2 separate regions of the Homo sapiens genome follow, and region 1 is linked to region 2. The links are chromatin contacts, found by Hi-C or POLR2A ChIA-PET in ENCODE. All regions are on one chromosome and are shown on one strand. The core of a region is the stretch at or near the end of the contact, and the rest is flanking DNA. Distances in the headings are between cores, read along the strand shown. Region 1 has its middle 66 kb from the start of FAM9C. Region 2 has its middle 15 kb from the start of FAM9C.

Region 1 (3,992 bases), core at 895-3,394, 81 kb before region 2:
CCTGTAATCCCAGCTACTCAGGAGGCTGAGGCAGGAGAATCACTTGAACCCGGGAGGCAGAGGTTGTAGTGAGCCGAGATCACGCCACTGCACTCCAGCCTGGACGACAAAGCAAGACTCCATCTCAAAAAAAAAAAGAAAATAAAAAAAAGCCTTAACTCACTGTTCTCATTTTGTTCCCATTTTATAGTTTATAATTAATGGAAAGTATGAGGTATCAACCAAATCTGCTCAAACATAGCCATGCATAAGCAAATCCTTTTTATGTTTAATAACTGAAAATGATTCATCAAATTTTATTAGATGGTGCAAATGCTTAGGTCACTTAGAGCTTCAAATGGCTCCAAAATTTTCTCCCACTCTTCCCCCACCAACTTTTTTTTGCCAGTTGTATATTTAGTAAGCATGCCATACTGAGTGTGGATTGGAGACACTTTTTCCTGTAAGATTTTTGCCCTGTATAACGGAACAATTACAAGGGAGATGATTTGATATATAATAATTTATTATGATAAAATATTTTGCCCAAGGATTAATTTTTTGGGGAGCAGTGGGCATGGAACAAAGCTGCAAGGACATGAAAAGGATCATCTGTTCACTTTTTTAAGAAATAAAACTAACACAGTTGAGCACCTACCATTTCCAATTTCAACTCCTTTAATCTTCACAGAGCTATAAGATAGATCTCATTATTACACCCAATTTAAAGATGGTAAAACTGAGGTATGAAGAGGTTAAATAATTTAGCCACAGTAGAAAGAGGCAGAGTTAGGATTCAAGACCAAGTTGTCCAGTTCTATAAACTCTGCCTCTAACCACTATTCTTACTTGCTTACAGATGCTTCAGCTATAAAAGGTCTTCAAAGGGTCTCTGTCTGCTTTGCTCATCCAGCAACCACTCAAGAAATACTTATGAAGCACTTATTGTGTGCCAGGCATTATACCTGACCCTGGGACCCTGGGAACATAATGATCAATATACTGTCATGTAATACCTTCCCTCAAGGAGTACATTCCATTGGGGTAGACAGTTAAGTAAAAAAGCAATTATAATACCACTTTAACTTCCAACAGAATCCAGTTCAAGCCATTCTAGTCAGATCAAAAGCAGCACTGTTTTTTAAACTTGGGAAATAAATTAGATATGCAAAGATACAGGCTTTCCTCCATAGAGTATACCTGACTACCTGGCACATCATGAATTAATTGACCCCTGAAGGCAAGCTAGGTAAGTGCCCTTGGGGCCTTTTGTGTTGCAGGAAGGATTATGTGAAAACCATTTTTATGTGTCAATTATACATTTTAAAAAACTAAAACAAAACAACAACAACAAAAAACCCACAAAAAGCCAACCTGGGATTTGCACCATGGAGAATGAGAGTGGAGGAAAACAATATTAGAGAGTCTCCCTCCCACAAAACTCAACAAAATCATAGACGATAGGTAAGCCAGTCCCTGCTATTTCTACCTAAGTCTTTTTTTTTTTTTTTTTTTTTTTTTTTTTAACTCAGGCCATGAGCTGTAAAGGGGAATCAGGGATGTGGACAGATGTTAACTCAGGCCATGAGCTGTAAAGGGGAATCAGGGATGTGGACAGATGTTATAAGATGCTTCTAAGAAACTCTTTATTAAAAATTCCAAATATGTTATATTTTTCACCATCACCAAACACTTCCCTTCACTATTCTTTCCCTATGAGAGCAAGTCCTTCCATTTTTGGTATCCAATTTGGCTCTTCCTGAAATAGGTTACACCCCAAGTTGCTGCGCGATGCCAAATTGTTGATTGTAGTTTACGGTGTCTCCTTGAAACATGCCATATAATTACATAATCACATCACAGCTAATCTGGTTTATTGGAAGGCCTCTGGATAGGACTGTTTGGCTAATCATTGTCCTGGAAAATCTGTCTCCTAGGATACTTCTCATACCCACTTGTAGCAAGGAACAAATACAGAGGTGGCCAGCTCTTCCACCCAGACGTTCACCCTTGGTCTTTTGTAGATTGTTGTAACTAAGGAAAGGCTAGGGAAAGGGTGCTCTTGGCAGGATTTCTTTAAAGACGTCACCATTGAGCAATTGCTAAAGATTACTCAGAGCCAGCAGATGGAGCAGATAAGAAGGCCTTGATGAGGTTTTTGGCCAGTTGTGATTCCACCCTGAATTTAAGACATGTTTCCTCTGATCTTAGGAAAAACCCAGAACCTCTACTCCCTGCTGATACTGGAAAGGGGAGGGCAGGATTTTGGCTTATCACGAACTCATTTATTTTTCCTTTAGCCCATAAAGCCTGATCTTTCCTGCAATCAAAACATGATGGAAAAGCCTAGCAGGCTATTGCAAAAGTATTATGTTTTCTTTATAGTTCATCTCTTGGGATTGCATTTTACTCTTGATTTTACCAGGCCCTTCCAAGCACGGGCGGAGGGGCGGGGGTGGGGGGAGCATCGTTCAGTTCTACTTGAAGGCATAAGAACTGAAACCTCCCCACTTTTTCTTGGAGAGTAGAAGGAATGTGTTTGCTATTTGTTCTTACTTGAGCTCAGTTTCCTGCAATGACTTTTTGAAGTCTTCTATCAGGCTAACAATAGGAGACACAGTAAATTCATTTGTAAAAATTCTGTCTGACTTTGGTCTGTCGTCTGTGTTTTTAAATACACTTCAGTTATTCTATTACTATTCTGTTTAGTATCCACCCACATTTGGAACGCTTCCACCTTGAGTGGTAGACATATCTTTTTTTATTCCCATTTTAGAATTTGTTTTTAGAATTTACAACTTGTTTTTTAGGATACAGGATGGGCATAGATAGATACCATCACTTCTTAATAGAGTTTACATAATTTTCGAGGCCCAGTGCAAAATAACAATGTGAGGCCTCCTGTTCAAAAATTATTAAGATTTTCAAACCAGTCACAGCAGATCATTAAGCCCAGCACCAGGTCCTTCTGAGCACGGGGCCCTTCTCAGTGCAGGGCTCTTCTAAGCACAGGGCCTTATGTGATGGCGTAAGTTGCACACCCATGAAGCCAGCCCTGATTCTTGATTAGTCACAGGCAATGGGAAGGTTACCCAGGCCCTGTGTTTTCCCTCATCCACTTTCCTGCTTGCTGACTTAAGACAAATCTCTGGCCCTTTAGAAACTGCTACGTTGAGTTATATAACGAAAATAATGAAAATAAATGATATAAAATGAAATGTATTCATTTGAATACCTGGTAGAACTAAAGGCATTCAGTGGGGTGATAGGTAGAGATATTAAATAGAGAAACTTCTCCATTATCTGATTATTTTATTTGTTCTTATTGTGAAATAGTGTGATAGAATGGGAGAAAAGAAAAACCACAGCCGGGTACGGTGGCTCAAGCCTGTAATCCCAGCACTTTGGGAGGCTGAGGTGGGTGGATCACAAGGTCAGGAGTTCGAGACCAGTCTGGCCAATATGGTGAAACCCTGTGTCTACTAAAAATACAAAAATCAGCTGGGGGTGGTGGCGGGCGCCTGTAGTCCCAGCTACTCGGGAGGCTGAGGCACGAGAATCACTTGAACCCAGGAGGTGGAGGTTGCAGTGAGCTGAGATCGTGCCACTACACTCCAGCCTGGGTGACAGAGCAAGACTCCATCTCAAAAAAAAAAAAAGAAAAGAAAAGAAAAAAGAAAAACCACTAAAATGAAACTCAGATCCTCAAAAAGTTAAACATGGAATTACCATATGACACAGCAATTCCACACCTAGCTCTATACCCAAAAGAATTGAAAACAAGGACTCAAACAGTTACTTGGCTGATGGTTCTGCAGGCTTTATAGGAAGCATGGCTGGGTGGCCTCAGGAAACTTACAATCATGGCAGAAGGCAAAGGGGAAGCTGGCACATCTTCATATGGTGGATCAGGACAGAGAGCCAAGGGGGAAGTGCTACATACTTTTAAACAACCAGATCTCGTGAAAACTCACTCACTGTCATGAGAACAGTAAGGCGGGAGGTCTGCCCCC
Region 2 (3,856 bases), core at 664-3,163:
TAAATAAAAATAAATCATATTTTTGGTCATTTGCCAAGTGCTTGGCTGTTGGGTACACACGGAATAAATTATCCAGTAAAAAACATCTCAGATCTTTCCAGCTATTTTTGATCAGGTACACCTGTAAATCTTAAAAAGCCTGTAAAGAAATACCTAAATAATACATTGGATATAAGACATAGGACAATAGTAACTGAAGGAAATTGCAATCGTTAGGGGGGAAAATCCTTAAAGGCTTAAAATTCTACTAGGTGGTAACCACTGTTTATACACACATGCATTTCCCTCTTCATATTTGGGAAACTGATGGTCGTGTTTCCTTTTTAGGGTGGAAGAAAAAATTCTCCATTAAGAGAAGGGAAGGAAAATATAGGAAAAAGAACCATTCTTTGAAGGCACCTGTTGTCCAAATCATAAGGAAGAGCTTGTAGTTCTGAGTTGCACAAAGGTGCTTTAGTTGTTTTTCTGTAGGATACTAGAGGAGGTCAAATGTTATGTGATAGCTGTGTCCTCAGACCCAGTGTAGGAGATGGGTAAAAAATGTTGATTGGATAAATGTGTTACTTTGCTAGTTCATACCTCTCTGAACCTGTCTTGAAGCCGCTGTGGGGAAAATGTCTCCATCTTTTCTTTGTTCTGTCGCCATTCAATCTATTCATCTACTGCTTGAGAATGTTTTTGCAATAACAAATCTTTGAGGTTTGGAAACCAGCTGTGATTAGTTTAAGAACTCTTGGTCCCACCCAATTTCAGCCTGTGCTGGGGTGTCTATTTCCTTTGTAAATTAAGGCTGCCTCCCGCTCTGGGAGCTGACTGGTTGTGCCCTGTGTTTCACTGGAGCCCCTGTCTGTTCTTTGGCTCACCTTCCCCCGCCCTTCCTTATTTGTAAAGCCCTGAAGGAGGCAAGTTTCCTTTGAATGTCATTAACACTTTGTAATTAGCTAGGAAGCCAAGGAGAATACCAAATGTCCCTTTCCCACCATGGGGCAAACTGTTTTGTTTTCTCTTCTGAACCCCAAGCAGGAACTGGCTAAGATATGATGGCCCCTCTACACGAAGAGTGACTGATTTCATTGGGAAGTGAAATTTGCATGACACCATCAGAAGCTCTTGACCCGTCAGACTCAGAACTCAGCAAGCTTTTCTTTCCCATTAATCCATGGTTAATGCCTTTGTGCTGCATAGTTTATTCAGTCCACAGCTCCCTCCTCAAACATAAACCACTAAAGGACCATGGATTCACAGGAATGACAATAAGACTACTGAGAGGCAGAGAGCGGAAAGCCCCGGGGCTTTGGTGTCAGGCAGACCCAGGTTCAGGAGGAAGCAGGGATAACATATACTTTTTTTTTTAAGTCAGGTTGTGAGGTATAATTTACATATAGTAAATTTCCCCCTAAGGCGTGGCATTTGGAATTGCACTTCTTTATAATCCATGGAGGAAATTGCACTGAGTTCAGAGCCAGGAAACATGGATCTTGCTCCCATCCCCCCAGCCATTGTCAATGAATAGTTCTGAACTCTGCATCATCTGTAAAATATGTGAGTTGAACTAGGTGACAGTGAGGTCCCCTCTGCATTATAAGAAGTCTGTTGTTTTATATTTTAAATGAATGAAACAAACAAAATAACTTGTCTTCCCAAAAGATATTCAAGAATCTCATGATTGAAGTTCACTGTTGAAATAACTTAAGTTTCTTGTACAGTTCAGACTTTTATTTTTACAGTTGCTGCTGGAAGAATTTCTAAGCATGTTGGGATAAACAGTTCCCACCCGCTGATCCTAAACTAACCAGTGTCCCTTGCTCCCCACCCCGGGTCACCCTAGTCCTCCAGTCGGCTGAGGCAGTGGGAACAGGAAATCAAGTCTCTCAGAAAGTTCAGGCTGCCTTGAATGGCTGCCAGATCACCCTGGAGGAGAAGCTCCGGAGGCAGGCGGGGAAGCCTCCCCTCCTCTGGTTACAGAAACTCTCTCCTTACACTCCTCTCTTAAATCTACCTAAACTTAAATGCAAAAACATTTCTGCAGAGAAGAAAGTGCCCAACATTCTCTGGTTATGGATTGGGGGCCCTGTTTTATCAGTTTTTGAGCAAGGTATTTTGGCTTGATTGAACTTTCAGATTGCTCTAGCCTTGTCTCTCCTCCCCCAAACCAAACAAATGAGTGCTTGGAATGAGTGAAGCACATACATTCCTGGATCCAGATTGATATCTGGAACTGGAATGTGACATTTACCAGTGTAATGTGCTGAGATTTAAGTTTGTGGAGAGTATTCTTCCCAGGTAAACCTCTGTGGCCTCACTCCTGCAGTTGGGGGAGAAGAATGTGGCAGCCACTTTCTGGCCTTTCTCCTGCAGGTGAGCACAAAAGCTTAAGACATACACACCTGCAGGGGATGTAGGGGAGTGTTCAGTGGAAGGATGACCTCATTCCCTAATACCTGACCATTCATGGCAGCCTCCGTTTCTTTGAAGTCCTGTTGGAAGTTGATTTCCATGGGGCTTTTATAAGTGTGACTGAGAAAACCATGCCAAAGTCTACACTCAGTCCAATTTGCAGGAGCTGTTTGGAATCCGGGCTGCATTGTTAGGATGATGCCTGTTGGCTCTTCAGCCTGTTCTATTATGTCTAAATCACATGTGTTGGCTTCTAACATACTAATAATTTTTGCTTTTATTGTGTTTGCCACATGTCTCCTCTCATTAGAATGTGAGGGATGCATGTCTCTTTTCTTTATTATTGTATCCCCAGTGCCTAGCACCGTGCCTGGGACCTAGTAAGGGCTTAATTGATATTTGCTGAATGACTTAATGAACAAATGAATGAATGACCCCCAATAGAATCCTCTCGAAGAGATGTTCATTTTTGAACCAAATCCTTGAATAAATTCATATAAATATTTAGTGAGTCTATGATGTGAGTTAAACAAAAAGTACAGAATAAAGAAATAGGATAAGAATGTGTCAACTGACTAATCTCTCCAGGGAAGTAATAACTGAGCACCAAAAAATAAGCTACATGAAACACCACTACTCAGGAATAAAAATAAATGAAATATTGACACTTAAGACAACATGATGACTCTTAAAATTATTATGCTGCATGAAAGAGGCTAGACTCAAAAGATCTGCTGGGTGATTTCATTTATATAAAATTGAGTCTATAAAATATAATCTATAGTCACAGAAAGTAGATCAGTAGTTGCCCGGGTACTGGGAGCGGAGAGGGAGGGATTACCAAGAGGCATGAGGAAGTTTTAGGGATGATAGATAAGTTGATCATCCTGATTGTGGCGACAGTTTTACAGATGTGTGTATACATCAAAACTCACCATATTGCACATTTTAAACAGGTGCAGTTTATTGTTTGTCAGTGATGCCTCAATAAAGCTGAAGACTGCAAAAACAGTACATTTTAATGCATCAATCAAGAACTACCCTTTGAGTGCCCAACAGGCAGTCAAACTATTTTGATTCTCGCTTTCCTTTTCTGTACCTCATCAGTATCTCAGCAGAATTAATTAAGTAGGCACTCAATGAACTGGTGTTATGAAGTGCATTTATGCTTGTTGTGATACATCTTAAGTTTTTATTTCAGAAGCAAAAGTACCATCACCATGATCCATAGACCTTTTGCGTTATAACCAACTTCTCTATCTCTATTTTCCCTAGGATAATTGCTTTGCATTGTTTTATTATTTATTCTACAAGCATTTATTGTACTTTATGTTTATGAATTATTTTTCAATTTCCTCTGATCTCTTTCAAATTCTGATACTGTCTTGCAAGATGCTAAGTACTCAACTCCCACCCTTCCAACTCCTATCCTCTTCTCTTAATAAGCTTAATATCTAGC

What was found. A loop is a pair of places that touch in the nucleus more often than their neighbours do. ChIA-PET counts read pairs that join two places held with the same protein, here RNA polymerase II (POLR2A). Pooled maps may share reads with other maps.
Region 1: a map of heart right ventricle shows a loop between it and region 2 (1.9-fold over the local background). The contact joins two enhancer-like sites. A Hi-C loop is called at or near these places in 5 of 168 maps with a recorded cell type or tissue (Caco-2, PC-9, heart right ventricle and 2 more) and 4 of 50 pooled maps. POLR2A ChIA-PET finds 5 or more read pairs at or near these places in 1 of 52 experiments (activated B cell).

What each region holds. Positions count from the first base shown.
Region 1 is chrX:13,109,048-13,113,039 of GRCh38, reverse strand. No RefSeq gene overlaps it. Among named protein-coding and RNA genes, the nearest start is that of FAM9C, 66 kb to the right of the region's middle. Within about 2 kb of position 2,144, at least 14 of the 41 ENCODE cell types and tissues checked have a DNase peak (open chromatin) inside an H3K27ac peak, as active enhancers do; they include PC-9 and left ventricle myocardium inferior, where a contact is called at or near this core.
Region 2 is chrX:13,027,553-13,031,408 of GRCh38, reverse strand. No RefSeq gene overlaps it. Among named protein-coding and RNA genes, the nearest start is that of FAM9C, 15 kb to the left of the region's middle. RefSeq lists an enhancer at 1,100-1,319. Within about 2 kb of position 1,913, at least 19 of the 41 ENCODE cell types and tissues checked have a DNase peak (open chromatin) inside an H3K27ac peak, as active enhancers do; they include PC-9 and left ventricle myocardium inferior, where a contact is called at or near this core.